Linked DNA regions of Mus musculus: region 2 is linked to region 1. Evidence: chromatin loops called from intact Hi-C (ENCODE). Cell type or tissue: left cerebral cortex. All regions are shown on one strand. Each heading gives the region's core, and the rest is flanking DNA. Links, peaks and the distances in the headings are about the cores only. Region 1 holds the start of Ppp1r3f (protein phosphatase 1, regulatory subunit 3F). Region 2 holds the start of Gm32829 (a long non-coding RNA gene).

Region 1 (16,150 bases), core at 2,981-10,980:
GGCATAGATGAAGAAGAGAGTGATGGGGAGATCTGCAGATCCAGGAGAGAAGGGTCAGTGTGGGTGTCCTGAGGTGAGTGTGCTGGATATGTACAGGGTCAGCAAGGAGTCTTGTGTGGTTGGAGTGACATGACTGGAAGGGAGAGAACAGGAGGAAGGTCAGACGGGGCTAGCTGGCTTGTGCGCTTACGACATGGTGAAGGTTGGCTCTTCCTCTTAGTGTAGAGGAAGCCAGAGGGTGTTGGGAGCAGAGGAGAGACATTGCTGTTAGGACTTAAGAGGATGTCTTAGATGGCTGAATATGGAATAGGGGGTAGAACATGGGATGGAGACCAACCAGGGGGAGGTGACTACAGTAGTCCAGGGGACTGGGACTGGTGCTGGTCCTGTTGATGGAGTGGTAGTGAAAAGGTGGATTTGGGATTTAAAAAAAATGATGCTAGAGATGGGGCCCATGCACTTTCTAGGAAGTGGTTTTTACCGCTGAGCTACACTTAACCCTTTTTATTTTTTAGACAAGGTCACACTTGTAGCCTAGGCTTGGAATTCCGTGATTCTCCTGCCTCAGCCCCTTGAGTGCTGGGATTACAGGCATACATCACCATATCCTGCTTGGAAAATGCGTTGGGTAGATAACCTGCAGGATTTGCTGAAGAATGAGACTCTGAGGCAAGACCGGGGCACAGTTGATACCCAAAATGGGCAGATAGGATGGAGTCCTGAGAGCACTTGCTGCCTTGAACTTTCAGATGAGAAAAAAAAGTTCTACCTTCATTATGCCATTATTCTTCTGCTACTTGTAGCTGGACATATTCCTTTCATGACCCTGGACACAGACAGGAGGAGCAGAGAGACTGTGGGGGCCTTCCTGTTAGGGGTCTTATGAGGGTTAGATAAAAGCACTCCCTGAACCTGGCATATGGCAAACACTAAGTCTTACTAAGTTAGTAAATGGGAGTGGGGGATATGTGAATGAACACGATGGCAAAGTCCAGGTCATTCCCATAGGAGGTGCCATCTCAGAGGGAGAATGGAAAGAATTCACTAGATGAAAGAAACAGATGGGACAGCACTCTAAGCAGAGGAGATTGGGAAAGTGGGGGGGGGGGAGAAGAAAGCCACTGTGGGGTGCAAAGTGTCAAAATGAGCAAGAAGGGCAGGACTCTGATTTGAATGTACATTAGCTGATAAGCTTGTGATGACATACTATCAGTCAATGTGTGCTAAGTGTGAGTTGGAAAAAGCTAATTCTTCCAAAAAGGTTCTATTTCCTATTTTGCGATTGATTCATGCAATAGTGCCAAGTCCTGAAGAACATCAATGCTCAACTGGGGACTTTAAGGAACAGTTAAGAACGTTCATGGCTAGTTGCATTGGTCACAATAAGGCTGGGAGGTGTGTGTGGTGGTGTGGGGCCAGCAGGACACACCCAGTAACTGATAGAACTGTTTTGCTTTGGTCTCACAATCCGGTGCAGTCTGGGCTTTTAGGGGCTCTGGGTATTCGTGGAGCCATGGGGAGTCATGGAAGATTAGGGAAAGGTAAAGCCATTCCCCAGAGGTCCGATCTTACTGGTTGAATGAATTCTGATTCTGCGCTCAATCACTCAATAGCTCAGGCTCAGCCTATGCACCTTCTTCCAACTCAGCCTATTTATTGGCTACTCATGCTTTCCTTCACAGCACCTACACTACCATCCGTGGGTATGAGTTCCCATCTTGCCTCCAAAGTTTCCTTCTGGCTACATTTCTCTAGTTTCAGCTTTGGTTAATCCCATACTGGCACTGTCCTTTGAGATATAACAGCCTTCACCCTGGATCCCCATTTCTTTCTCGCTCCCACCTTCACTCCTCACATGCCTTAGTGCTCCCCCCCCCCCCCGCCCGCTACAGCCCCGCCTCCATGTCTGCTCACACACAGCCTTCCCGTCTCTGTTCAGTCTCTGTATTGGCTAGATCTACCTTGTTACCACCTCTTGAAGCCATAGTGTGCGCTCACTAGACTCCTCCATTGGCTCATTGCAACTATTATCGTCATTCTGTCTCTACATCATTCGCGTGCAGTTCTCCATTGGCTGTTCATTTTATCTGTCTTACGTCTCACCGCCTACGCAACCTGCGGATCTCCCAGTTTTTGGACCTCTGGGTTCGCTCCCCGTTGCCCCCATTGCTTGTAGCCATTTCATCTTCCCGCCGCCTACCATGCCCTTCGTGCTCAGACTTTCCCACTAATTGTCATACTCCTGCTGCTACATCTTCGGGCCCGCATTAACCCTACTCAGGCCTCTCCATTGATTCCGTTATCATCCCGCCTTCCATCCCGCCCACGCGCGGGCGTCCTCATTGGTTGCTAGCTTCTCCTGCTTGTCAATCACCTGTACGTCACTCCCGCGTGGCTGTCCATTGGCTGTTGGCCGTACCTGTCTCTAGCTCACCGCCTACGCTCCACTGGAGCCCCACCCCCCTGTTCTGGCTTTCTCATTGGCTGCCCGCCTTTTCAGGCCCTGCCCCCGCCGGTCCCACCGCCGGTGCCGTCGGTGCCGCCGCCGCCGCCGCCGATATGGCGCGCACGGCCCCTGTGGAGCCACCGCTGCGGCATCCCGCGCCCCCGTCGCCGGCTGCGGGAGAGCCCCGCGCCTCGGCTGAGGCGGCGGTGGCCCCGCGGAGGGTGCTGTTCGCTGACGAGGCCCTGGGGCTGCCTCTGGCGCAGCTACGCCGCTACCGGCCGTGGGGCGGGCCCGGGGCGGGCAAGATGGCGGCGGCGACCGGGCAAGATGGCGGCGGTGGCGGGGCTGATGAGGAAGACGATGGCGAGGATGGGGATGAAGGGGAGGAGGAAGAGGAGGCTTTTCCCGATCCCTCTCCGCCGTGCCCCGTTCCCGCTGGCGGGGGGTTTTACCTGGTGCCCACATTTTCGTTGCCGCCCGCGCTGGGCCGTCTGGAGCGGTTGGGGCGCGTGATGGTGGAGTTGGAGGCGCTGCTGCCGCCTCCTGGAGCGGTTCCCGGGGGTTCCGGGGTGTGGGTGCCTGGGGGACGCCCGCCAGTGGTGCGCGGGTTGGTGCGCGTGCTGAACCGCTCCTTCGAGAAGGCGGTGCACGTGCGGGCCTCACACGACGGTTGGGCTACCTTCTGCGACCACCCAGCCCGCTATGTCCCACGCAGCCCGCCTGGGGCAGGAGTGGGAGGAACAGGAGCAGGAGATCCCCTCCTGGATCCCGGGCTAGGCCTGGGCCCTGGCCAGATGTCAGCCTCCTCACCCGACGACGGTGGCTGCACTGACCGCTTTGCCTTCCAGCTGCCCTTTGCTGAGGGCGCGAGCGATGGGGCGCGCCTCGACTTCGTGGTGCGCTATGAGACCCCCGAGGGCACTTTCTGGGCCAACAACCATGGCCGCAACTACACTGTCCTGCTCCGGATCGCACCCGCTCCCACACCCACTGATGCCGAAGGGCTGCCCCAGCAGCAGCAGCTGCAGCAGCTGGAGCCACAGCCTGAGTGCCAGGGTCCTGTGGAGGCTGAGGCCAGGCAGCTGAAGAGCTGCATGAAGCCGGTGAGGCGCAGGTAATGTCTGCCAGCGCCACCTCCACCAACACAGGGCTGGATGTAGAAGCCTCCCATCCCAGCACTTCCCCCTCCCCCAGGCCTGCTCTCCAGGACAGGCAGGAGGGTGCATTCGGTCAAAGAGTAGTGCAGGCCAAACATGTGCTAGGCACTGTTTTAAATTCTGGGGTATCATCCATTTATTGAGTTCCACTATAAGGCCCTGAACAAGACAGACACCTTCCCTGTCCCCAACCATCCCGCAAAGGCTCCTCTGGGAAACAGAATGCAAAAGCAAACAAGCAGATAAGATAAATAGGGCTAAGGTTAGTGCTGAGAGGAAAATACTGTAAGGCTCTGGAGGGAGTGGCTGCTGCAGACGTGTTGAGGGTGAGCTCTTGTGAAGAGTCCCAGACGGTGATAACGAAGAGTTATGGACGAGCGAGTTGGTAGAGTTTGGACCAGGTAGGACTCTTTCTGAGGAGGTGGCATTTAAACTTGAGTCCAGAGTGGTACGGAGCAGTGATGCACATACAGGGGAGGTAGATGTAGATAGTGGGGACAGCAAAGTCCTGAGGTGGTTCTGGGTTTCGTATGACTGTCAGCCAGTGTGCTGGAGTGGAGAGAACATGACGTGCGAAGGTGTGGACTAAGGGTCTCCCGGCGTGGGGAGTCAGTCTGATTCCTATCTGCCACAGCAGGAAGCCAGAGTTAGAGAAACTGGTTGAGGAAGTGGTGGTACTTGGCTTTTTAGTTTCAACCATTTCTGGCTTTGAAGTCTATGCATCCTTTTTTTTAAAAACTGTTCCTCTGGTAGTCTGAGGCCTCCAGTGGAGTTTAGGGAGCGAGGCTCTATTCTCACATAAAAACATTAGCCTTGGCAGAGGCGGAAACAGATGAGAAGCGGACTTGAAGGTCACATCGCTCTTCTTTTTTTTTTTTTTTGCACACCTCTTGTAAACTGACTGATATAATGCTTTTCTAGGTCTTTACCAGGGCTATACGTTTGTCAAGGGCTCCAGCTAGGCCTAATGCCCGGGGTCAGTTAGAGCCCCTATGAAATGCATACATTTTCCTGCTCCTATGAGAAATGGGAAGGGGAGGTTGCCCTTTTGTCCCTTCGAAGCTGCATGATGGAGCAGGGTGCTGTGGGATCTGCTGGTTGTGGTAAGGGCTTAGGCTGTGAAAGGTTTAGCTCTTCGTGGATGGACCTTGAAGCATTTAGATTCTGCCATTCGATTACCTGGGTTCAAACCCTAAGCCTGCCACTTTTTAGTGTGACCGTATCCAATTCTTAGCTGCATCGTGCCGTAGATAAACACCCTCATCTGTAAAACAGGAAGTTATGGCACAGACCTCACGGGATGAGCAGAAGCACTCAGGATCGAGCCTAGTTCCAAGTAGTGCCATAGTGCTGGTAATTAGCATCGAAGCTTAGATGCTCACTACAGTCCATGTATCCTTTCCCAAACTCAGCTTTGTTGTGTACTCTTGTCTCAGTTTCCTCATTGGTCAGAGAGGAATGGCTTTCCCATTGTGTGGTTGAATTGGATGCAGTACCCGTAGGGAAGGTAACTGAGGCATAATTGTAGCTGTAAAAGGTCTGGTGGGCAGCATTTCTTAATCTCTGTTAAGAGTGGTAGGGACATTCTCCTCTTGAGGTCAGCTGAATGTGCTGTTGACTGTAGGCACTATATTGAGTCCTAGTTCATGGGAAATGGGGTGGGGTGGGGGGCTCGGAGAGGTGCTCGAGCTTGCTCAGAGTCACTCAGCTAGTAAATAGCCAGGCCAGGGAGGAAATGTTAGGGATGCTAGTTTAAAAACAAAGTCCGCATTTCACTGTTGGCGCTCTTAGTTCTTCCTTTCCCCCCTGTACCTGTTACGTGTGCTTCGTGTTTTATTGAGATATACACAAGTGGACGGTACTGACCCCCGAGGGCATGGCTCGGAAGAATTGCACATGTATGTGTATGTAGCCGCCACCCAGTTCCAGTGCCCCCAGAATCGCCTGCATTTCAATCACTTCTTATTCCATCGGCAGTTGTGGGAGCCCTTTCTGGAAGATAAGACAGTTGAGTACTGAAGTTTGGTCATTTTCAAGAATGTGAAAGGAAGGGAACAGACAAATCAAAACCTTGCCGTGCCAAGGTGGGTGGAGAGGGTGTTTTTCTTTTAAAATACATGGGTGGTTTTAAGGAGAAATTGAAGTAGTTCATTTAGACAATTGTTTTGGTAGCTGGCCCCATGTTTGTGGTTCCCAACGTGACTTGAGATGTTATTTTAAGTGGGCAGATGGCTTTTTGATAGCTTCTTTATCTTTTGATCTCAGCTCTTGCAAAGGGGAGGCTGGTGTGCGCTGCTAGATCAGCGATAAGGTTTTCTTTGTAGGTCGGTGACTTTCCTAGCAAATACATTTCAACTTATTATTGTTTTAAGGCCTGTGTGCTGCTGCTGATTTGAAGTGCTGTTGAAGAATAGCTACCCCCCGTGATCCAGCCCTCTGGGGAAATGGTGGTGGACCTCAGGGGATCCCTTTTCTTATCTGTGGGAGGCCTGCTGTAGAGGGCTTCAGAATCGTTGGCCACAGGCCCACTGTGCAGCTGGCCCTTGGCAGGTAGGGTCAGAAGAGATGATTGGCAGCCATGAGGATGTAGTCCAGAGGCTGAGCTGGCTGCTTTCCCTAGCTTGCAGGACCAGGTTTGCAGTACTCAGTAGGTTTAGAGAGAATCCATCAGCAGCATTTTTGGTAGAGCCTGTTATGTGCTGAGCACAGTGCTAGGAACAAGCAGAGAAGACACAGACTGGTCCTAAGACTCCCAGGAGCTTGGGGTAGAGCCAGGGGGCAAGGGTTATGTGAGACCCTACCAAGTGATATGTGGCCAAGCCCCCTTTCCTTGCTGGGCACTTTGCTGAGTATTTTTGTATAGTTTCATTTGTGCTCAACAGCGTTTTCTGTGAGCTAGATTCCTTTAAATCCCTCTTCTGGGTGAGCACAGAGGTTTTGAGTCCTCAGTGATTGGACTGATATGGGAAGGAGCCCTTCTGGTGTGTCTTGGCTTTATACTCTGAGGAAGTATCCTATTCCTCTTAAAAATAAAGACCAACAAAAATCTGGCTGGCCCTTACACACCCTCACCGATGCCTGCTTCAGCCTCTGTTAGCATCTAGTCTGGCTTTATATTGGTTTCTGCTCCCGAGCTCTTGTCGCCACATCCCTTCTGTTACTCCTGCTTTGGGGTTGTCGCTCATACTGTTTGCTTCACCAAGAATGTGTTTACCCCTCAGATTCTCCTCATGGAGACTCCTCAGTTCTAAGAGGGTTTCCTTAGGGAAGGAAGCTTGCGCAGCTTAGCCTCCTTAAGTCCCCAGTTTTATTCATAGCACTGATCAGCAAGTCAAGTTGGAAAATGCCACATAGGCCAGCATGTGAGCCTTCCCCCAAGTTAAGGACCATCTTCCATCCTGCCCCATTGTCCTGTGTGTCCTTTGATCCACCCTCGGCTCCTCTTTCATGGGATCCCGTCAAGTGTTCTTTATCATTACACTCTGCCTTTTGCTTCTTCAAACACAATAGAAACCATAAGAATGGAATGCCTGCTCCTTAGAGCCCCCACGTCTGAACACCAACACCCCTCACATTGTACATGAGGAGGGGGTCCCTTGTTCCCATTTCAGGCCAGTTTCTGTTCTTGACTCCAGAGCTTCATTTTCTGCCATTTGTCCAGAGGCTGCAACCATAAGCCCCATTTGTCTTTCATCAGGCTTTTTTTCCAGGTCTGTCTCACCTGGTCCTCTGTTGACCTAGCCTCAGGCCAGGGTCTCTCTCTTAATTGCTGAGCCACCTTGCCCTTTGCCTCTGGTCAGTACTTGATGATCACCCTTGTCCCCCTCCCCTGAAGAGTCAACAGCACTTGCTTTGTCTGCAGTTTTATTAGTCCCTGGCTTTGGCCACACTGAAAGGCTCCGTTGTTTTCTTCTTGAAAGGGCTAACTGCTCCTACTCGGTCCCCTCTGGCTTTGGGACCGCCCTCTACTTGCTTTCTTCAAAATCTCTGGCCCTTTCTCCTGTTCTGTCAGCCTCAACTACTAAACTTGGTGTCTGCTTGACTGAATCCTTAGTCTTCTCAAGCTTGGCTGTCTCCCACTCAGTGCCCCCAAACAACCTCTTATTCCATACCCATGCACTTGCTTTCTAAGCATCCTTAAGCCCTTGCTGATTCTAGTCTGTGCCAGGGCCTAGTGTTCTAGCATGTTCCTTCCTTTTCTAAAGGCACTGGCTTCCGTCTGTAGTAAGGCCTTTATTAGGGGATTAATGGGTGACTGCAATGCTAGACTGTAAGCTCCGTGAGGGGTAGGGACATGCTCTGCATTGGTGACCACTGTATTTTCACAGGCCTGCCTTAGTGCATGGCACTTAGTAGGTGCTCAATAAATATTTGTTGAAAGAACGAGTTTGAGTATTTTTTCAAATGTCTCCACATCAAATTCTAAATTTCATTGCTGGGTTTGCTCACCAGTGTGTCTCCTGTCACTATCCCTGATGCACAGGTTTTAGGTATACCTGTAACTGAATGAATGGGTAGCTATTGGCAGCCTCACAGAAATGAGAACAATAGAGTTGAAATGGGTGGGGTGGGAATCATCTAAGTGGTCTGGAGAGAGGATTTCATGAGAAAGTGTCCCTTTGTTCTACAGACAACTGGTAGGCCATCATGGTTAAGGTTGTGGGCTGGAGGCTGCACAGCAAAGTGGCAGAGCAGGGATGTGAGCCTGTGTAGTTCTGCTAGTGCTCCAGTTGAGAACTGCAGCGCTAGGCTGCTGGATGGGGCCTACAGCTGGGAATGGCCGGACAAGTTGCTTCCTTTTTTCAGAGCCCCAGCGCTATTCCAAAAGACTTAGTTTTAAGCACTTTATTGGTGCTTTGCATGTTTCCTCAGTCCATCGAAAAGCTCCCTGAAGTATTACTACCATTTCTTCCTTATAGATGAGGAGACTAGGGCACAAGAGATGAGGAAATTTGTCCCGGGTCACAGCTGATTTGTGGTAGAGCTGGGACTATTCAACATTGCATTTTCTGGGCATTTATTGAGATGCAAGATCAGTTTGCTGGCTTCCAACAAACATTGGCAAATGGTATAGGAGATAGCCCAGCGCAGTTTGACATGCAGTAGAGGTGAGTATTACTTTGAAGAGCAAGTGTTTCAGTTCTCAGTGTGTCTGTGTCTGTATTTACTCGTGAATGTGCTGGCTTATGAGGTGAAATGGTTTTCTCACCCTGGGCTGTGGCCACGGGAGTGTCAGTTAGATGAAGCTTGAAGCATGCATGGTAAGCTGCCCTCCAATGCACACAAGTCCTAGAGTTGAGGCTGACACTCAGAGAAAGCAGGGCAGAGTCCTACATAACTTGATGATGTCACAGCCTCCTCACCTCACCCCCCCAAAGCACACGACTTAAGCTGACCAGAATTCCAAGTATCTTGAAGCCACGCCCCCCCCCCCCCCCCCCAGACAGCATCATCAGATTGTCTCCATGGGAGCTGGGCTGTGCGTGTTTCCCTTTGGGGCTCAGCACATGACCCAGTTCGGGCAAGCACAGTTCTTTGAAACTTGGCGTGCTCACGTAGGACCCAGACGATGATTGTGGCCGTGGTATTGAGTCTACTTTGCATTTCTCTTGGGGGCTTGTTGGCCCTCATTCACTCACTCATTCTTTATCTCTGCTAACTGATCTTTCTGTTCTGTCTTGGCTGGCCTGGGCTGGGGCCGCTGCCACCACTTTCTCAAGTCTTATCCCTTGGTCTCCAGGTACTATCTGAAGTCAAGTAGCTGTTGACTTTCTTTATGGTGGGAAGAACTTTCACTCCCAGTAGAGTGGTCCATTCTAGGTAAGATGGGCTGGACTCATTCACAAGTACTCAAGTAAGGCATGCCAACACATTCCCAGCACTGTGTGTCCTGGCCCACTGTGTGTTCACTGCCCCCCAGAGAGACTGCATGGCATTTGTGGGACAGGTGCCAAAAGGTTTTATTCTCGAAAATGAACAGGCACACCGTATGTACAGTTTTGTTCTTGATTTCCTTCCATTTTTCTAAGAACTGTTAACTGATCGGTAAGTCTGTACACTTACACTCGCCTCATTTTGATTGCAGCCACAGCTACTTCCAAAATTTTACTGTGAAAGACGATTCAAAGATTTCTCCCCACCACCTCTCTCTTTCACTCTCTCTCTCCCTCCCCCCCCCCTCTCTCTCTCTCACACACACACACACAGACACACACACCTCTCTGCCTACTGTCTAAGACACTGTCTTCAAAGTGGGGCCAGTTTTGGATGTTATCAGTATGCAGTGTAGTTATCGGGGATAGAGACAGTTCCTTAAATCATACTTTCTATATTTGGAAGAAGGAAAGGTTGCTGTTTGAAAGGATACATGTAAACTTTTCAAATGACTTTGATGTAGTAACAAAAAGGCCCATGGTGGAGGCAATGAGCAACCGTCTCCCCTGCCCCCAGCTTTTCTTTCCAACTCTTGGAGCTTGGGAAGACAACTTGCTGACTTTGTGGATCTTGAGTTGGGCTGATACTTGAATGGCTTCAGCTGTGGAGGGCTGTGGCAGCCGAAGAACACTGTGGACTGTATTTCCTTTCCTTCATCTGATTAGAAGTCTCTTTTCCTGCTAGGGGCTGCAGCCTGAGTTCTCTTCACTCGCATCTATGACTTAATAGAAGCTTGGTTGGTACGCACGGCCGGGTTGAGTCAGATTACGGGCAAGCTTGCATAGGCTGTCTCTGGGAGGAAGGGCTGGCTTTCTATCCAGTTGAGAGTGTTCTTGAAAACTAAAGATTTTTTTTTTTACTACTTTAGTTTTACTTTAGAAGATAACAATAAAGTAGGGTTTTTGTTTTGTTTTGTTTTGTTTTGTTTTGTTTTTCGACAGAGTCTCACTGTATAACCTTGGCTGTCCCTGGAGCTCTTTCTGTAGATCAGGCTGGCCCCGACCTAACAGAGATCTGATTGCTTCTGCCTCTCAAGTGCTGGTTTAAAGGTGTGTGCCATCACTGCCCAGCTTTAGTAAGACAATTAAAAAAGAAAACAAACATAAAAAGTTATCCCTGCTAGGTAAAAGTCAAATGAGCTGTAGATTCAAAGGTCTGGATTTTAGACCCACTGAAGACACTGGTTCAGTCTCAGGTAATTTTTCCTGAATCTTCTTTTTTCATCTGTGTTGTGCTGAGGTTGCTGGCTGGGCTCCTAGAGTCACCTGTCCCAGGCTCTATAATATTCAGACTGAAATACCTCTGGTGGGATGCAGGAGTCCTAGACTATAGAGGAAGACTGAGGGCCCCTTGCAAAGATTCCAGACTCTAGGTCCTTATATACAGTGTTAAATTTCTTCCTCCAAAGTGCTGCTCAGAGGTTCGCATAGCCACTCTGGTAGTGATCTAGCCACGTGTACTATGGAACTGCACACACAGTGAATATGAGAGTAAAGAACAGGTAAAAAGCCTTTGTGAAAGGGAGTGGGGAGGGAGTGTATGTGTCTGTTATAGGTTCTTTCCTCTCTTTCTAGATAGAGCTGGAGATTGAGTTGGGTACAGTCACATAGACTCTTATCTAAACAGCATCAGCTTGTTGGTTAAAAGTCCGGGTTTTGATCCTACCTGCATAATCTTGAGTCATTTCCTTAGCCTGTGCTTCATCATCCATAAGATGGGGATAGTAGAACTGGCCCCACTTGAAAGGATGTAGAAGCGCCTCCCTCGCAGTCACAGTGGGGATTAAATCAGTCCATGTAGACATGTAGACCATTGGCTAATACCATAGCATAGGCCTGCTAGCAACATTCTGGTTTTGGGAAGGTGATTCTCAGTAGGTATTTTCTCAAAGTTGCAACTTTTTTTTTTTTTTTAAATAAGTGTCAACCGTGTCCTGTCACCTCTTAGGAAGAAAAGTTGTGATTGTTTCAGTTTCCCTCAGGTCTCTGGATCTTGTAATCATTGCTTCCGCCCTCTGCCTCATTTGTGAACATTTGATATTCACTAGTAAGAATAAGAACAGTGATCGGTCCACGATAAAGGCACGCTCCTGGGAGGATCTGGCTGAAGTACTTGGTTTATGTCACTCGGGGATCTACCTTGGCTGGCAGAGGAGCAGTTGGGCCAATAGATTTCTCCCATTGATTTACTTACTGCTCTGTTCCAGGCCAGAGAGCTGGCTTTTGATCCTTATTCCTCTTGACTCCACTATACACTCTATATTGCCTACAAGGGGGTTATGGGTCCTGGCAGGCTGGTATGGGGACCAAGGAGGGGTGGAGTAGAGGACACAGGCCGCTCTGACTACCTTCTTGATCTCCATTTGCCTTCTCTCCTCCCCTTTGCTGCTTCCTGTGTCCCTCAGTCTTTTCTGTCTGCCCTTCTTAAAAAAAAAAAAAAAAGGCTTCTGTGATAGCCAGAAACAAACCCTAGAGAAGTGATCCAAAAGTGCCTGTTGATATTTGGTTTGTAACTATAAAGGAAAGAAGCTAGCTACTCAGTCGGAAGGGAATGGCTATATCAATAATGTCAAGGCCATTTGATAGAAGCACAAAGCAGCCGTTTTTTCAATGTTTGCAAAAGTCTATAATGATGTTTCATACTGTTTAATGGACAAAGCCAGCTGTGAAAGTATGTTTGCAGAATCTAAATGGTTTCAGGGAATGTCTGGAATGAAATTTTCCAAATAGTAACAGTGGTTGCCTCTGGCTCATATGTGATTGTTTTGTTTCCTGGATCCTTATGTTTTTCTGTCTTTCGTAAAATTTCTACCATGATTGCGTAGGGCTCTCATGACCAAAAGGACTGAGAAGCAGGGGGGAGAAGAAATAGCAGCTGTCAGGTGAAGATGGGTCATCACAGAGGCCCGGAAGGTGCCTCTGTGGGTGGTGCGACTGACCTCTCAGGGTGTCATATTTACCTGCTGTCTTGTCTGCCCCACAGGCCTTTTGAAGAAGAGCCAAGGATGAGGAGTGCGGACGATAATACCCTAGCAGGTAAGCACCGGGCTGGTGTTGAGAGTTCTAGCCTTTGTAATACTTTGTTTTTCATGGTGCTGGGGCTCGATGTGTGCTAGGCAAGTGCTCTGCTCCTGAGCTATGTCTCCTAACCTTTCTAGTGGCCTTTTACCACTTCTTTCTGCCTTGTTTCTATATAAAAAGGAAAAAGGTCACCTCTTCCTTAGACTGTCACAAAAAGCTTCTAATGTGAACTTCCAGTTAATGTCAGAGAGAAGCAGAATTAGGCTGCTTGTACCTGTCTTGCTTCAACATTGCCTTTCTCTCTCGCAGAACATCCTGATGTTCGAGAGTCACTAGGTCCCCTGTTGGCCCCTACCCCTCTCCGTCCATGGCCCCAGATGACACTTCAGGTGAGCAGGCCCTGGTAACCTTGGTGCGAGCAGCCAGATAGGAAGCTCATAGTGTGACCACAATTGGACCTACTCTTGCCTATCCTAGAAGTAGGGGTGGAGGTGGGGAGTGAAAGCACAAAAACCAGAATTTAATGGGGGGGTGGCGGTAAGGGAAAGATGAAATTATTCACTTGGGTTTAACTGTTAATTAGCAAACATTTAAGGGAAGGCTTGTTGTGTGTGATAGACATTGGAAACCCAGCCCAAATGGCATCTGTATGGGGATTACATGTTAGGGCAGAGACATATTGTAATAATGGTTTAAAGGTGAGACATTTGAGCTGAAGATGAATGCTTAGGCAAAATGGAGGGAGGGAGAGAGGGAGGGAGGGAGGGAGGGAAGGAGAGAGGAATGGAGGGAGAGGCCTGAGAAGTGAGGCTTCAGAAAAGAGCATTCCAAGTCCCAAAGGCCGGGCCTCAGCTACTGTCTGTTAGAAACAAGACTCATGTGGCAGGAGCAGGAACTTCTCAGAGTGAGGGCAAGTAGAGAGTGAGGGGAAGTAGAGAGAGCTGAGGTCAGGGAAGTGCTAGGGAACAGATGGGGTGGGGCCACGGGGATGAAGGGGAAGACCTAGGCTTTACTCTTAGTGAGGAGGAGTCAAGGGACAGAGGCAGGAGCAGAAGAGGAATGTGACCTGCTGTGAGAGGGTGGGGACAGGGGCACCAGGGAGGAGAAAGCTGCTGAACCCTGGTACCCTGATGCTCTTAGCTGGGAGGAAACATTTAAAGTGGCTCTGCTTTAACGTCTGTCTATAAGAACTTTAAGCACATTTATAAAAGAGACTAGTATAATGAACCTGCATCACCCGGCTTCAGTGCATATTGGCATGTGTCCATTCCTACTTACATTATCCCCTTCCCATTTCCTACGGAAGTATTTTGGAATAAAGAGAGCCAGATACTGGTCAGCTCATGAAGGTTATAGTTTATTTCTTAGAAAGATAATCCTAAAAGGAGACAAAACAAAAACTACCGATGATTTATCATAATCATAGCTCCAAAAATTAACAGTATTCCTTCATATCATCAAATGATTAGATTAGTGATACGGTTTTTTTATAACTATTCCCAGGACTCAAAGTGATCTGTTGTCCTCTCCTCTCCTCTCCTCTCCTCTCCTCTCCTCTCCTCTCCTCTCCTCTCCTCTCCTCTCCTCTCCTCTCCTCTCCTCTCCTCTCCTCTTCTCTCTCTTCTCTTCTTTCTTTCTTTTTTTTTGTCTTTTGCTTTTTTGAGACAGGGCTTCTCTGTGTATCGATGGTTGTCCTAGAACTTGCTCTGTAGACCAGGCTGGCCCCAAAATCAGAGCTTTGACCTGCCTCTGCCTCCCAAGTGCAGGGATTAAAGGCGTGGGGCACCTCTGTCAGGCTGATACACTGTATCTCATGGATATGTCTCTTAACTTTTTAATAGTCCCTCAGTTTCTTCATTCCACTTTAATTACTAATCCCTGTTTGTCAAGTACAGTTTGACAGAGTCTGAGTTTGCTTGATTAGATTCAGGTTAAAATCCGTTTCTTACTCTATTAAACAAAGTTTAAATTACATTTATTGAGTGTGTGTGTGTGTATCTGGTGTATGTACATGTCATGGTATGTGTGTTTGTGTGTGTGTGTGTGTGTATGTATGTGTATATGTGTGTGTAAGTTGAGGTCAAAGGACAACTTGTGGGAGTTAGTTCTCTCCTTTTGTTGTGTAGGTCCTGGGTGTCAGACTCAAGCTGTGCGGCTTGGTAGCAAGTGCCTTCCCTACTGAGCTGTCTGACTGGCGCTCTTCCTCTGTTTCCATTCATTCATTAATCTTATTTACCTTAGTGTTTTACTAAATTAAATTTACTAAACCATTAAGTTTGCTAAACATATTTATTAAATATTGTCTATCATTTTAAAATTGACTTAAACAGAACTAATTCCATTAGTTAATAGAACTTAAGTTCTATTAAATTCTAGATTAAATTTTAGGCTGGACTTGAGAGAGAGAGAGAGAGAGAGAGAGAGAGAGAGAGAGAGAGGTCTAGTTTGTACAGAAAAGTGTTGTAAATATTTCATCCCCTTCTGATTTGTCAATATGCATTAAAATGTTGTTTTCTCCAAAGGTCATCAGAAAGGCTTTGAGTTTTGTGTGTCACTCAGATTCCAAACATAATAGTTGATTTTGAGTTCACTGTATTTGTTTATTTTGATGCTTGCATTGAAATATTGCTCTCTGTGGCCAGGAGGATTTTTTTTTCTCTCATCGTCTCCTTTTATCTACTAACATTCCCCGTTATTCTGTGAGCCTGTTCTCACATCTTGCTATGGCAGTCTATCATGGCCTTGTACTTTACCTGCTCTAAAACTGTAGAAGACGATCTCATTAAGAAACCTTGCTTCTTTTCAGTGTCTAGAGACTCAGAGGCTCCATGTGAGTGTTGCTGCAAGATTGAGCACTGTTTTAGAAGACAATTAGGGAGTAAACATTAACATTTTATTATATTTGTGTGTGTGTGTGTGTGTGTGTGTGTAGGTCAAAGTACAGCTTGTAGGAATTGGCATTTTCCTTTCCAACACATGTATGGGTCCTGGGGATCAAACTCAGGTCATCAGGTTTGGCAGCAAGTGCTGTTACCCTCTGAGCCATCCTGCCAGACCCGAAATCAGTCTTTTTAAAAGAGGATTCATTTGTTACTAACCGTCATCTGCTGAGCGCTGATGTCCAGTGAATCACTTAGCATTGTCACCTGCAAAAGGAAGCCACTCTGTACTTGTTTGAGCTCTGCTCTTTGCGAATACAGGACCAAGTCTTTGGTGGTGAGAGAATTACATGGGGTTCTTGAGCAGATTTTTGCTGAGAAAACGCTAGAGACTGGGTGTGGCTATACTGCTTCTTACTATGTCTTCTTGTTCCCCCTCTTCTGCTTTATTCTATTCTGTCCATCTCCCATCCACGTAATGGAAGCAGGTGCCCGAAGTTATGTTGACCAGCAACCCTCAAGAAGAAGGTGACATCCCCAGAAGCAACCCACCTGTGGCTTTTACAGAGGTCCGCCAGGCACCTGCCATCAGGATTCTTCCAGCAACCTGTGGCCTGGGTGGCCCCCCAAGGGACCAGGCCTCAGGGCCCGATGCAAGTGATAGAGCTGCTGGCTCCTTCCTGGAACCCACCCAGCAGCAGGTGGAGGCTGCGT
Region 2 (16,150 bases), core at 4,153-12,152, 94 kb after region 1:
AGCCAGCCCCACAACACCCAGAGGCAGCTCCACTCACAGGCGCTCTAACATGCCCAGGACCAGAGGATCCCAGGAACCCAGGATCTTGGTCACACCAGGATCTCAAGGTCCCAAAGGGAGCTTGGACACACCCAGGATCTTAGGATCACAGGATCCCTGAATCAGGATCACAGAGACAGCTTGACTCAGAGGAGTTCTGACATAACCAGATCACAGGAAGGACAGGTTCCAGTCCGATATAGTCAGGGTAGGGTAGGTAACACTAGAGATAACTAGATGTCAGGAGGCAAGCATAAGAACATAAGTAACAGAAAACAAGGTTACTTGGCATCATCTCACCATAGCAAGTCCTGGATACCCCAACACAGGAGAAAAGCAAGATCTAGATCTAAAATCACTTCTCATGATGATGATAGAGGACATTAAGAAGGACATAAATAACTCCCTTAAAGAAATACAGGAGAACACAGGTAAATAGCTAGAAGCCCTTAAAGAGGAAACACAAAAATCCCTTAAAGAGTTACAGGAAAACACAATCAAACAGGTGAAGGAAAGGAACAAAACCATCCAGGATCTAAAAATGGAACTAGAAAAAATAAAGAAATCACAAAGGGAGACAACCCTGAAGATAGAAAACCTAGGAAAGAGATCAGGAGTCATAGATGCAAGCATTACCACAGAATACAAGAGATAGAAGAGAGAATCTCAGGTGTAGAAGATACCATAGAAAACATTGAAAATGCAAAAAGCAAAAAGCTCCTCACCCCAAACATCCAGGAAATCCAGGACACAATGAGAAGACCAAACCTAAAGATAATAGGTATAGAAGAGAGTGAAGATGCCTAACTCAATGGGCCAGTAAATATCTTCAACAAAATTATAGAAGAAAACTTCCCTAACCTAAAGAAAGAGATGCCCATGAACATACAAGAAGCCTATAGAACTCCAAATAGACTGGATCAGAAAAGAAATTTCTCCTGTCACATAATAATCAAAACACTAAATGCATTATACTTAGAAAGAATATTAAAAGCATTAAGGGAAAAAGGTCAAGTAATATATAAAGGCAGACCTATCTGAATTACACCAGACTTCTCACCAGAGACTATGAAAGCCAGAAGATCCTAGACAGATGTTATACAGACCCTAAGAGAACACAAAAGCCAGCCCAGACTACTATACCCAGCCAAACTCTCAATTACCATAGATGGAAAAACCAAGATATTCCATGACAAAACCAAATTTATACAATATCTTTCCATAAATCCAGACTTACAAAGGATAATAGATGGAAAACACCAACACAAGGAGTGAAACTACATTCTAGAAGAAGCAAGAAAGTAATCTTTCAACAAACCCACACAAATATAATTCCACCTCTAACAAGAAAGTTAATAGGAAGTAACAATCACTTTTTCTTAATATCTCTTAATATGAAAATTAATATTACTAACAAACCCTACTTGATTGAAATTCAAAAATATGAGGAATTAGAAATTTGTCAGCTGTCATCCTGTTGTCTCCTTAATTTAGTAATGGGAAAAACAGGACCAATATTATACAAGCCATATACACTTTCTGCTTGTTTATACATGACAGGATCTTGCTGTGTGCCACATAATGGTCTTGAAATCATGTGTCTCCTATCTCAGTCTCTCTATTAGTAGGATTGTTTATTTGAATTTTTTACACTATCCTATGGTTTTCAGAACAGCTTAAATATTTCAAAAAATTTTATACAGCCAAAAGAAATGTAGGCAATTAACTTGGGAGGTGGCTTGTAAGAGAACAGCAAAGAGTGAGACTGAAGGCTTTGCTTGATATTTATAATTATTGTATCAATTTTAAAGAAGAGAATTTTATAAGTTACTCTTATTCTGAGATGAATGCTTTTCAAAATCATCACAGCCAATGAACCAGAATCTTACCCTCACCTAACTTCTGTGCCACCCTCCAAGCAGAACCATTGTTCATTGAAACAGTTGATGAATGACTTCATGGATAGACCATCTTGATACACACACCATTTCTTAAATGAATGTAACCTGTTCCCTGTGGGCTGAGAATGATGACAATCACTCAAGTCAAAGAGCTTTGACCTTAGCAGGAAATCTATATTCAAAAATTGTGCCTACAATGCATTCCTTAGCTCAGCAGAACTGTAAACTCTTAGCTTATCTACTATGGAGGTAAAATCCTTTGGTGATGTGAGGGACATTCAAGTACAGCCTTATTACAATGAACCCCAATGTTCAAAAACTGTTCTTATTTTGTGTTTGTACCACAGTAAGAGTCAAGATTTTAAGCTCTACTAAGAACAAAACAAACACATGAAAAGACTTTTATCTATTTATATTCATTAAAAACACAATAGTGATATATTATTTTAAAATATCATACAATTAGTTTATTTGGAGTTATTTAAAATTTATATTGAGAAAACGTATGTATTTTCAGTATTGCTGTAGACAAACACCTACATAAGACTGTTCAATTGACTGTTGTTTTATATCAAACAACTTTTATAATACTCATTTTTATTGTTACAATATTTTATAAATTTTAAAGAATATGATAAAAAATAAAAGGTGTTGCAGGGTTTGAAGGGAGTCTCTGGGAGGAGTTGGGGTACAAAAGGGAAAGAAGAATGTGATGTAAGTCTGTTTACTCAAAATATGTTTGTAAATGTTAACAAATTCAGATAAATTGAAATTATGTATCTTTTATCATCACAATGCAATAAAACTTACATCAAAAAAGAATAAAATCCATATTTCTGTGTCTACAAAAAAAAAAAACTTGCAACCCTGACCAACCACCCATCCTAGTTGGAACCCTCTGCCACCCCAGCTGGTCCACTTCAGACAGCCTGGAGAGGTGAATGGTGACCACAATCCATGGAGACCCATTGTCTACCTCTGGCCTTACTCTCTGGCCTGGAAGAGCCATGTAGGATCCCATGGAAACCTTCTGGGTCCCCAAACTAACCAACATGGAATCCTGCCAGACCACCCTGAAACACAGTCTGCAGAGTGGGGCCTGCCTGAGGCACAGCCAACAGAGAAGGGTACCCTGATCTCCACTGGCTGGCTCACAGCTTACCCCACCTTCCAGTGAATTCCCATTGCCATGAGGATTATCCAGCCAACACTGGGAAAGCCCAGATGCCTAATGGATAGCAAAAGAACACAATCAACAAGACCCAGAACAATATGGCACCACTGGAGCCCAACTATCCTGCTACAACAGACCCTGGATTTCCTAATGAAACTGAAGCACAGGAAGAGGATCTTAAATTCAATCTTATAAAGATGACAGAGAACTTAAAAGGGACATGAATGAACTCCCAAAGGAAATACTGGAAAATGCATTCAAAGAGGTAGAAGCATTGAAAGAGGAAGCAAATAGATATAAAGAAATACAGGTAAATTCAATCAAGCAGGTGAAGCATATGAATAAAGCTTCCCAAGACCTGAAAAGGGAAATAGAAGCAATAAAGAAAACACAAACTGAGGCAATCCTGGAGATGGAAAACCTAGGAAAGAAAACAGGAACAACAGATGCAAGCATCACTAACAGAATACAGGAGATGGAAGCGAGAATCTCAGGTGTAGAAGATACTAAAAAAGAAATCAATATATCAGTCAAAGAAAATGCAAAATCTAAAAAGTCCATGACATAAAACATCCAGGAAATCTGGAACACTTAAAAAAAGGACCAAACCTAAGAATAATGGGAATTGAAGAGGAGGAGGAATAGAATGAGAAGATTCCCAGTTTAAAGGCCCAGAAAACACTTTCCAAAAAACCATAGAAGAAAATTTCCCTAATCTACAGAAAGAGATGCCTATAAAGGCACATATAAAGACACAAGAAGCTTACAGAACACCAAACAGACTGAACCAGAAAAGAAAAATCCTCCCATCACATAATAATCACAACACTAAATATTCAGAACAATAAAAGAATTTTAAAAGCAGCAAGGAAAGTAGAAACACACAGTGAGACCAATGCAAGTTCCAAGCCAGCCTAAATATGAGAACCTGTCTAAATAAAGTCCTTATTAGCATCCCAAGGAAAAAAATAGTGTTTAGAAGCCCCCCCAAAAAATGTGGCGCTGATAGCCTAATTCCTTCAAAACTTTTGACTTTGGAGGTGGAGTTAGGTTATGGAGTGGTCTGCCTCCAATGCTTTCAGTAAAGCAAGGAGCATGATCTACACTCTATAGGGAAATTGAAAATATTATACCTGCCCTTTCAAATGCCTTTGCCCTTTTTTATTATTTTTTTCATCTCTGGAGGCAGTGTCATCTTAGAAAAAGAAAACAACAAAATGTGCATACTTATAACATGTTTAGTGTTTGATGCATTTTGTCACATGTAGATACTGAGGAAAACATTACCAAAAGAATAAGAGTGAACATTTTCTTTCAAAAGATAAGGGTTTATTGTTGGTGAGATTGCAAGCTAGTACAACCACTCTGGAAATCAGTATGGCGGTTCCTCAGAAAATTGGACATAGTACTACCTGAGGACCCAGCAATACCTCTCCTGGGCATATACCCAGAAGATGTTCCAACTTGAAATAAGGATACATGCTCCACTATGTTCATAGCAACCTTATTTATAATATCCAGAAGCTGGAAAGAACCCAAATTTCTCTCAACAGAGGAATGGATACAGAAAATGTGGTACATTTACACAATGGAGTACTGCTCAGCTATTAAAAACAATGAATTTATGAAATTCCTAGGCAAATGGATGTATCTGGAGGATATCATCCTGAGTGAGGTAACCCAATCACAAAAGAAGTCACTTGATATGCACTCACTGATAAGTGGATATTAGCCCACAAACTTAGAATACCCAAGGTACAATTTGCAAAACACAAGAAAATCAAGAAGGAAGACCAACGTGTGGATACTTCATTCCTCCTTAGAATAGGGAACAAAATACCCATGAAAGGAGTTACAGAGACAAAGTTTGGAGCTAAAACGAAAGGATTGACCATCCAGAGACTATCCCACCCGGGGATCCATCCCATAACCAGCCACCAAACCCAGACACTATTGCACATGCCAGCAAGATTTTGCTGAAAGGACCCTGATATAGCTCTCTTGTGTGAGGCTATGCCAGTGCCTGGCAAATACAGAAGTGGATGCTCACAGTCATCTATAAGATGGAACACAGGGCCCCCAATGGAGAAACTAGAGAAAGCACCCAAGGAGCTGAAGGGGTCTGCAACCCTATAGGTGGAACAACAATATGAACTAACCAGTAACCCTGGAGCTTGTATCTCTAGCTGCATATGTAGCAGAAGATGGCTCAGTCGGCTATCATTGGGAAGAGAGGCCCCTTGGTCTTGCAAACTTTATATGATCCAGTACAGGGGAATGCCAGGGCCAAGAAGCTGGAGTGGGTGGGTAGGGGAGCAGGGCGGGGGGAGGGTATCGGGAACTTTTAGGATAGCATTTGAAATGTAAATGAAGAAATTATCTAATAAAAAAATTAAAAAATAAAATAAAAAAGTTTAAAAAAAAAGAATATAATGCCTGGCCTTAAAAAAAAAAAATCATGGCATACTAACAGAAGGGAAGAAAGAATTAAAAAAAAAAAAAAAAGCATTACAGGGTTGCCTATAGCCAAAGCATTTTTTTAACTGAGGCCCCTCCTCTCAGAGGACTCTAGCTAGTATCAAGTTGATTTAAAACTATCCAGCTTTAGTTTTAGAACAGAACAAGGTTCAGTTCTCAGCACCCACAAAGCAACTTACTGTTATTTGTAATTCAACTTCAGGAAGGCCAGCACCCTTTTCTAGCCACTGTGGGCACCAGGCTTGTACACCATAATACACATACATACATACATACATACATACATACACACACACATACAGGCAAAACACTTATACACATAAAATACATAGAAATATGTCTTTAAATGAACTCAAAATCTAAGTTATGTAAGGTTTTGCTTCTTTTCGATTTTTTTTTAAATTAGGTATTTTCCTCGTTTACATTTTCAATGCTATCCCAAAAGTCCCCCATACCCACCCCCCCAATCCCCTACCCACCCACTCCCCCTTTTTGGCCCTGGGGTTCCCCTGTACTGGGGTATATAAAGTTTGCAAGTCCAATGGGCCTCTCTTTGCAGTGATGGCTGACAGACCTTGAGCGATACCATGAGGTTATTTGAGATTGTTCTGATTTTATAATGTAAGCATTCATAAACATAAATTTGTCTCTTGGAGCTCTCTTAGCTGTACTTCAGGAGCACATTCTCATTTGATTCTAAATATTTTTTTATTTTCTTTTTGATTCTAAATATTTTAAAGACTTCCCCCGTGATTTCTTCAATGACCCACTCCCTTATTGCTTTATTTCTTTTTCTATTGCAGTGACTTGTAAAACCCAAAAGCTTCCAATACAGGGACAGGAAATACAACCTAGGAGTAGACTACTGAGGATCCCCTATGTAGATTAGTATCGTCATCCCTGTTAGAGCTCTGCTGGACTCCTAGTTATCTTCTGAGTCAACGGACCTCTTTCTACCTGTAAATATGAGCAATTTACAGCATCCAAATGACAGTTTACATTTATTATTTTTAATTAAGTGGTGTGTGTACGTGTGTATGTACATATGTATGCACGCATGCATGTATGTATTATGCATGTATGTATGTATGTATGCATATATATATGGATATGTGAATGCTTGTGTCTGAGGAGGCCAGAGGATGTAGATCCCCCTGGAGCTGTAGTTACAAGCAGCTGTGTGCTGTGTCACATAGGTGACTGAACTTGGATCCTCTAGAAGACATATTCTTAACTCCTGAGCCATCTCTCCAGCTGTCTTTCCTTTTCTTTTCTTTTTTTTTAAATTATTTATTTTTTTTGTTGGTTTTTAAAAATTAGGTATTTTCCTCATTTACATTTCCAATGCTATCCCAAAAGTCCCCCATACCCTCCCCCCCTACTCCCCTACCCACCAACTCCCACTTCTTGGCCCTGGCGTTCCTCTGTACTGAGGCATATAAAGTTTGCAAGACCGATGGGCCTCAAGACCGATGAGCCCTTCCTCTTCCTCCTTGTGCCATGGCATCATTTCAAGCCCATGAGCAACCAGTACTCCTTGCTTTATCCTTACAACCCGAAGCCAAACTGTGTCTCTTCTCGCAGTGAGCTAGCACTGTGTTAACACTGACTAAATCCAAAGCTCGAATTAGTCAGGGAAAGCAGTTTTGGCCATGAATCATTCTTCTGCTTGTAAAGGAACAAAATTTCTGTTCTCTTTACATTTTTTCCCCAGATTTTTTTTGGGGGGTGGGGCTTGTTGTGTTGCCTGGGCTGGTCTGAAACTAATTCCTGGGTTTGTGCCTCAGTCTCCTAAGTAGCACATACCCAGCTCATGTTCATTAAATCTAACAGCCCAGGTAAGGCCCAGTCTGGTGACAGCAAGTGCAGATGTCTCAGCCAAGCAGGATGCCTGGATTGCACAGAGCAGTCACATTCTCCCGTGCTTCTAAATCAAGCCCCACTGCTATGTCTTCATTGAGGTTTTAGGTTATTTGAGATGGAGTCTCACATAGCCCAGGGTCTCATGTAGCCTCAAACTCTCAGTATAGCCAAGGATTACGATCCTCCTACCCTCCAAGTGCTGGGATTGCAAACATGAACCACCATGTTTGGTTTTATACAGTGCTGGGGATCAAACCCAGGCTTCCTGCATGCCAGGCAAGCATTGTATCAAATGACCTAGGCCCCACCCTACCCCAAACCCCTTCACTGGGGTTTCTATCTTTAGACTTAGTCTGCCAGGCATGAAGAAAAGAAAAAGAAAGTAATCTTGGGATAGCTGTGAATATGTAGTGATTCCACAAGAAATCATGAATACATAGCTTGTTTTTATTACCACCAGGTCATCCCCAAAGATGTCTCCGGGTCTTGTGAATGTCATGTTATGTGGAAGCAGAGGTAATTAAGTTGAGATTATTCCAGATTTACAGTGGGCCTGAAACTCAATGAGTGCTACCCTTCTGGGAGAAAGGGAGAAAGGAGAGAGATGTTTGAGACAGAAGAGAATGCCATCAGAAGTGGCAGTGAAGAGTAGAACAGTGTAGCCTCAAGGCCAGGAACATCTGGAGCCACAAGAATCTGCAAGAAGCAGGCTAGGACTTATATTCCTCAAGCCTTAAGAGAGAGCATGGGTCTAGCAACAGCCTTATATTGGAGCTCTGGCCTCCAGTCCTAGGAGAGAATAAGTAGCTATTGTTCTAAATCACATTGTTAGGGTAGCCCCAGGAAACGAATACATGGCCTGGAGAAAGGATGATCATTCATGTACTGGCATGTCCAGAGAAACCAGCATGCATGTTTGCCAGTACATTTCCATCTGGTGTGCTGAGAGGCAGGGGCCCTCCCCAGGAGCCATCTGGTCTCCCTGCCTGGCTCCAGGCAGAGTTGGCACCTACACATAAATGGTGGCATGCTCTGCTCAGGTTGTACATTATGGAGTTTCTGACTGGGATGCTTTACACAGGGGACAATCTGTGCTCCTCTTCACATGCAGGTGGGACAAACACACAGCCTTGTAAATGTTTGCCCAGAAAGATCTGGCTTGAAGCACAATAGCAGCTGCGGGAACTGTGTCTCCCTAGGAACACAAATGACTAGTTACCACAGTGCTAAATAGTAATTCACAACTTTTTCCTGTTTTTGTTTTTTACTTTAAAATATTTGTTGAAATTGCTTTTGATGAAATGGGGTCAGACACTATTATGGATGCCAATAAGTGCTTGCTGTCAGGCGCCTGCTATAGCTGCCTCCTGAGGGGCTCTACCAGAGCCTGATAAATACAGAAGTGGATACTATCAGCCAAGCAATGGTCTGAGCATGGGGTCCCCAATGGAGGAGCTAGAGAAAGGAGCTGAAGGGGTTTGCAACCCCATAGGGAGAACAACAATATGAATTAACCAGTACCCCTCAGAGTTCCCAGGGACTAAACCATCAACCAAAGAGTACACATGGTGGGACTCATGGCTCCAGCTGCATATAGCAGAGGATGGCCTTGTCAGACATCAATGGGAGGAGAGGCCCTTGGTCCTGAGAAGGCTCAATGCCCCAGTGTACGGTAATGCCAGGATAGGGAAGCAGGAGTGGGTGGATTGGTGAGCAGGGGGAGGGGGAAGGGGATAGAGGGTTTTCTGAGGGGAAACCAGGAAAGGGGATAACGTTTGAAATGTAAATAAAGAAAATATCTAATAAAAAATCTTCTAACTTAAAAAAAAACACCCCCAAAAACCCACAAACCAAAACCAAAAACAGAAAGAAGAATGATATTGCCTCTCCTCTGTGGGGTGTGTGTGTGTGTATTTATGTCACCCCTACCTCCCAGAATTCACAGAAGCACATGGAAAGCAGAAATTGTAATGCTAAGTCCATCTGTTTTAGGGGAAGACAATACGTACAAAGCCTGCTGGTTCCCAAGGACAGCCCTGTGTCTCCACCTGCAGGTGTCTTGTGTACATGTCAGGGGAAATCCAACTTCGGTCCCTGCAAGGAGTTGTCTGTATCACTCCTTGCCACTGGGATAAAATTATTTGAAAACTCTAACATCTGGAAGTGCTGAAGTGTTAGTGGGCCTAGGGCAATTGTCTGTATGGTCCTGAAGCTGAAATCAACCCGGAGATACAGGGCGTTTAATCCTGCCATCGTCATGGCTAATCCTCAAAGGTGAGTACTATAGGTTTTCGCTTGCTTTTTGCAAACCTGATTTACTTGGGAACTTATGCGGAGCTGTTTTATGCAAGCAACTTGATGTCATGGAAGAGAAATCTGTGGTCTCTCAGTTGCTGGAAGCCACTTTGGTATCTTAGCACCAAGAGATGCTCTCAGGAAGAGGGAGTGCAATTTTGGGAGCTTTGACAATGGATTCAACCTTCTCTCTTCAGAGAGATGACAGGACTAATGTTCCAGAATGAGCCAACTGACACTTAGATCACAGCTAATGCATGCCATCTTTCTCAGTGGAGCGAACCAGCAGGGCTGCTGTCGTGTACAAGGAACAAGCTCACAGGAGTCTGAGGAACACACACCCTGGGCGTGTTCTCATTTAATGCCTTATAATGATGCACGCTCACAAGTGGGAAGAAACAGACTATGGATCTGTTGTGTGCTTTGCTATCCTTATCCAGTTCCTAAGTAATGACTGAACAGAAATGTCTGTACAGGTTTGGGAAGGTAGAATTCAGGGTTATCTTTTCCCCAGCTCGCTCTCTCTCGCTCGCTCTCTCTCTCTCTCTCTCTCTCTCTCTCTCTCTCTTTCTCTCTCCCCTTCCTTCCTTCCTTCCTTCCTTCCTTCCTTCCTTCCTTCCTTCCTTCCTTCCTTCCTTCCTTCCTTCCTTTTAAATTAACATCCCAAATACTGTCCCTGCCCCCCTCACAGAGTCCCTCCCCCTCCCCTTCTCTCTGAGAGGATGGGGGAGGGCTTGGCATCCCCCAACCCTGATCATCAAGACTCTGCAGGGGTAGGTGCATCCTCTCCCATTGCAGCCAGACAAGGCAGCCCTATGTGCCTGGCATTCTGACTGGGATGAGTTGAAATTCTGAAGTGGTTTTAATGTGCATTTCCTGGATAGCCAAGGATGTTGAACACACTTTCCTGATGTTTATTGGCCATTTGCATTTTAGAGTTCTTTATATGTCCTGGATATTAATTCCCCTTTGTATGTGGGCTGGCTGTCTCTTTTGCATTGCTGAAGACTTCTTTTGCCGAGCAGAAGTGTCTTAATTTTATGTAATCCCATTTATCATTTGTTGGGTTTTTTTCCTGTGTTACTGGAATTCTGTTTAGAAAGTCCCTGCCTTGTCAATAGTTTGAAGGCTTTTCCCTACAATTTTCATCTATCAGTTTCAACGTTTCAGGTCTTACATAATGGACATTTGGATCTACCCTAATAGGAAGTAAAATGAGAGGCATAAGAAACAATAGCAGCAAAGGCTGCTGAGGAGGTCAACGCACTCGGCGCTGTAGACTCACAAACGGCCAACAGTTTTCATGTCCTTAGAAGTTTAATTGAAGTCAGGAAATGGCAAAAGAGAATGAAAAAAAGTTATTTTCTTTCTATGATTGTATCGATGTCATGGGCTTGTCAAAATGTCACATGGGGTGGGGTGGGGTGGGGTTCAGAGCCTCTGTTCTTCCAGAGGTTCTGAGTTCAATTCCCAACAATTTGCATAGATGGGTGGCTCAAAACTGTCTATAATGGAATGATGCCCTCTTCTGCCACATAAGAGTACATGCAGAGGGAACACTCACATCCGTAAAATAAATAAATAAATCTTTTCTAAAAAAGTCACATGGGGCACTGTTTCTGAGAGCCTGAACTAACACATCTTTCTGTTATCTTAAGAGAAATTCCAAATATGGTAGAAACCTTTAATTTTTTTTACTTAATACAGAAATATGAATGAAGCCAGAGGCCAGTGAATATTCACATCTTCATCCCACCTTTACCCTCATTGGTCAACTTGATCCTTGGGGAATTAAGCCAAAAGGAAAGCAGAATTCTAACACCTCTTCCTATTTTTAGGTAATTGAGGGGCTGAAAAGATGGCTCAGATGTTAGGAGTGTGTAACTGTACTTCTAGAGGATCAGGGTTCAATTCCCAGTACCCACATAGCAGCTATCACATATATGTGGTACACTTACATATAAGGAGGCAAAACACATAAAGTTAACAAATCTTAAAAAAATGAAAAAATAGGTAAGTGACTCTGTATCAAGTCTATACAAGTGTTTGTAAAGTTATCTTTGGAATACTAACTGTTATATACTTTCAGGTGTCAGGGATACACTCATGTGCATACATGTATGTGCACACATATGCACACACACCCACATGCACTCATGCATTCCTGCCACTTGATATCCATGGAGATTTGTTCTTGGATCCTTGTACATACCAAAATCTGCACATGTTCAATCCAAGGCCTTGATTTCTAGTTTGTTGCATTTATCTATGAAACCTTAGCCCTTTAGGATATATGTTGGCTCATTCACAAAACCCCCATGCATGCTTTCATCAGGCAGAAATATTATGTTGCTAAAATATTTTATGTAGTTCCTTCATGAAATGTATACGTCTGGAAAGCAGAGATAATAACAAGCATAGAAGGCAATGTTTGCCTTTTTACTCACTACTTGCCTGTTACCAAAGTGTCTGAAGAAGTTCCCATGAAGAACACGAATAATAATCTCAAAAAGCCAGGAGGAAAGTTTGGGCAGAGAAGTTATGGGAAGCACATGCCGAGGCATAATGACTGACATTGGTCTTGGTTCCTCTCTTTTTCATCTTTCATTTTTATCCATATTCCCTTCTTGATTTGTATAAATTATTTTCTCTTCTGTTTCTTTCTTTTTCTTTATTATCTATCTGGTTCTGAAACCTGAAGCCAAAGAGTACTGTCAGGGATACATCATTTAATCCTTCTGACAGTTCATTAGCTATGAGCTATTATTACCCTCATTGAGAAGATGAAGGAGCTAAGGAAAGAGGATCTGAAAGCTTGCCTAATGTCACATAAATGATGGAGTGAGGATTTTTATCAAGATAGTATTCATTCAGTGATTGCACCATTAATCATTATAAGATATACTGGCTGGCTTGTTAGACCATGTTACCCATAATAAAATGATAATTAAGAAAATGACCATAACAGTAATATTTGTGTAGCAGACATTTTAAACTTTTTCAATGTAGTAGCATTAGTCTAAATTAAAAAAAAAGAAGAAGAACTAATTGCTGGGTGGTAATGTTGCATGCTTTTAACCCAGCATTTGGGAGGCAGAGGCAGGTGGGTCTTTGAATTCTCAGCCGGCTTGGTTTACCCAGACAGTTCCAGGACAGCCAGGGCCACAGCAGGAAACCCTGTCTGAAAAACACAAACAAACAAAGCAACAGCAATAACAACAACCAACAAAAAAAGAGAACTCATTAAACAAAATAAAAACTGTGAAGTAGGTACTACCGCTGCTCATGCCTTAGAAAGTCTCATGTCTATTTCTAGCCATAAACTAAAGAACAAGCCATTTATTTTTCTGAAGAGAAAATAATATATAATTCACATAACATAAAAATTACCTTTTCAAAGTCTATGATTCAGTGATTTTTTTAGCATGTCTCCTGTTACACAGCCATCTTCACTGTCTAATTTTAGATCATATTCATCATCCCCAAAGGAACGATGTCCATTAGAAGTCACTCTCCATCCGTTCTTCTCACCAGGCCCTAGCAACCACTAATCTACTTTCAGTCTCCATGGATTTACCTATTCTGGACATTTCATATAAATGGAATCATAGAATATGTGACCTTCTGTGTCTGGCTTCTTTCACATGGAACAGAGAAAAAACCAGCTACCTTTTAATGGTTGCTATGACTACCGTGGCATAGCACCATTATCAGGAGCTCTGTGTGCATTATCTTTAATCTTTCAATAACCCTGTGGCAGAATAGAACTATGATCTTCATTTTAATGAAGAGACACATGCATAGAGCTGTTCAGTAAGTCCCATAGCACATTACAGCTCATAAATGACATAGTTAAAATGCAAACCCAGGTCAGTTTGTCCATCTGTATCCAGATTCCACACATTTGGCATTCCATCCCTCCACCTGAAGGTCACAAGGATATGGGCTAGTAATGTGTTGCTCAAGCAGGGCTGTGGTGGGAAGTGCAGTCTAAGCTCTTGGACTTGGTGCCTTGGTATGGGGTGGGATAAGGATGCCCTCTGTCAAGCCTGACCTCCACAGATTTGCCTGCTGAGGTCCTGCTTGCCTTGTATTCTCCAGAGCTCCCTGGAGACCTCCGATGCATTCCTTACTTTTATTTAACTTGGATGTGTTGTTTGAAGGGCTTGTATGGTGGCATTTCTGCACTTCTTCATCCAACCTTGGCTTACACAAGAAATCATCTCAAAGCAAGCTAAGATCTCTATAAAGTGAAGGGGGAAAAATCAATGAAATCTCTTGACATTTCCACATACAAAACAAAACCAATCAAACCACCACCACCACAAGAACAACAAAGAACACCCCCCCACACACACACACAGTTTAGGAATTTATGAACTCCAGGCTTAGCACCAGCTTGCTTTCTGTGGATTAGCTATAGGAGGAGGTATCAGGGTCTCCCAATGATTTGGTACACAGAGAACCATTTGGGCTGTTAGCTTACTCTGAACACAGAGCTCTTCACAACGTGGCCTGTGAAATGTAGAAGAATGGACTTCAAAAAGAAAGGATTCTACCCAAACTGATAAAACTGAGATTTTTCACCATATGATGATGGTAATTATTCCTTAAATATCTCTGGAAGGAGAGAGAGAGAGAGAGAGAGAGAGAGAGAGAGAGAGAGAGAGAGAGAGAGAGAGAGAGAGTCATATCTCAAATAGCAGCATCCTAGAATGTTAGAGCTAGAGGTGACCTTCAAAACAGTATTTAGCCTAACTTGTTAGAGACAAATAAATGGGGTGCGGTGGTGGTGGTGGTGCATCGACTGTCCACAGGTATTATGGAGACAGCCACAGGGATTATCATGTCCTGGTCACTTTATAAAGTGAAGTAAACTGAATGTCCTGAATGTCACTGACCTACCTGATGATGCTAACTGTGTCAGCGACTCTCTTGGCTCTTGGTCCTGTATGCCAATCACTGCTTGCTTTCTTGGATAATAATGTGGTAGCTCTTAGTGACTACCAAGAACACTGATGATGATGATGATGAGGAGGAGGAGGAGGAGGAGGATAACATCAGCCCCCTCCGAAAAACACCTGGTGCAGATGACTTCTGTTTTGTGATTTGTAAGGCTGTCTTGGGAGACTAGGTCTCCTGCCCTTTCTTGTCATCTCTCTTCAAAGCCATCCACTTAATTTATCCCCTCACCCAGTTAAGGATCACCAAGATAATGAAACAGGGGAAGAAGAAACAACGAATATCCACAAAACAGGACCAAAAATTCTACTTATCACTGACAGCTCTGTCCCTGAATGAGCCCGAGAACTCTTTTATCATATGATGCAAAGATGTAGATGTTCAAACTAATCCTTATGAGCTATAAATAATTAAGTAGATGCTCTGTATAAGATGGCAGAGAAGTAGATACTTGTTTTCCAGAAGTAATGCCTTCCAAACCATTTGTTCAATGGTTTGGAAACGGAGGTCCAAACAGCTCATTTCTCCAGATCACTGAACTGATTTGTTGTTACTGAAGCTGGCAGCCTCTGGGAGTCACTGTTGAGTTCCCAGAGGAATTCAGATGCTGGCAAAAAAAAAAAAAAAAAAAAAAAAGAAGGTTCTGGAAGAAAATTTTACCTCTTTGAAGTTAGGAATAGCATGTCCCAGGCTTCTCTTTATCATTTTTCCTCTCAAGATTTTATTTTGACATAATTTTAGAGTTACACAAAGGTTGTGAAAATGGTACAAAGAATTCCTGTGAGCTCATCATTTAACCTCTCCTTGTCTTGAGTAACCTCAGGGTATTTATTAAATGCCAGGCATTGATCCTGATATAGTACTATTAAATGACAAACTATTCAGATTGTAACCATTTTCCACTTGTGTCTACATTGTATTTGTTGTTAGCTGTATCTGTCTTCTTAGTCTGCTCCAGTCTGTGACAGTTCTTTGGCCTTTCCTTGTCTTTGATGAACATGACATTTTTGAAGAGTAGTACTTGGATATTTTTGTAGACTGTCCCTCAACTTGGGGTTGTGTGATGGTTTGTCATGATTATAATGGAATAGAAATTTATCATGGTTAGACTGAGATAGATCAAAGTTGTTTTGCTCTGGCCTCCATTTCTTCCTTCCCTGTCTTTTGTCTTCATCTCCAGCTTACTGCTCTGTATCTTCAACAGCTAAGCCTCTCTAAGCACTTGCTCTATGCCTAACTGCACGATAGCAGATTTAGGTAGTGGAAAAGGATGGCTCCACCTCTCCCTATTCACTCATCTTCCCAACAAGGCTATTAAAACTCTAGGAAAGATGCCTTGTCTCTTCCATGGAGAGATCTTGGAGGCAGCACTCTGCTCATTTTGCGAAGTTTAGAGCAGAGGGGTGCTCCCCACTCCCAGCTGTACTTTATCTCTGCA

The links. Hi-C counts contacts between places; a loop is a spot of excess contacts. Peaks named below come from ENCODE experiments on the same cell type or tissue, not always from the same donor. Only the 100,000 strongest peaks of a DNase experiment are listed, where the experiment ranks them.
Region 2: a loop joins it to region 1, with 4 times the contacts of the local background. A loop is called at or near these places in 7 of 42 quality-filtered maps.

What each region holds. Positions count from the first base shown.
Region 1 is chrX:7,560,658-7,576,807 of GRCm38, reverse strand. Ppp1r3f (protein phosphatase 1, regulatory subunit 3F) reads left to right here and starts at 2,527. Exons shown (of 4, transcript NM_138605.3): 1 at 2,527-3,560; 2 at 12,520-12,572; 3 at 12,867-12,946; 4 at 15,925-16,150. The coding sequence starts at 2,560. Flicr (Foxp3 regulating long intergenic noncoding RNA) reads right to left here and starts at 3,208. Exons shown (of 3, transcript NR_029473.1): 1 at 2,899-3,208. In left cerebral cortex, for the core only: no CTCF peak of the experiment used is centred there; DNase peaks (open chromatin) are centred at 5,746, 6,034 and 7,638; H3K4me3 peaks cover 602 bases; H3K27ac peaks cover 313 bases.
Region 2 is chrX:7,467,336-7,483,485 of GRCm38, reverse strand. Gm32829 (a long non-coding RNA gene) reads left to right here and starts at 9,511. Exons shown (of 3, transcript XR_386879.1): 1 at 9,511-9,729. In left cerebral cortex, for the core only: a CTCF peak has its summit at 9,506 (motif pointing left); DNase peaks (open chromatin) are centred at 7,232, 8,425 and 9,488; H3K27ac peaks cover 370 bases.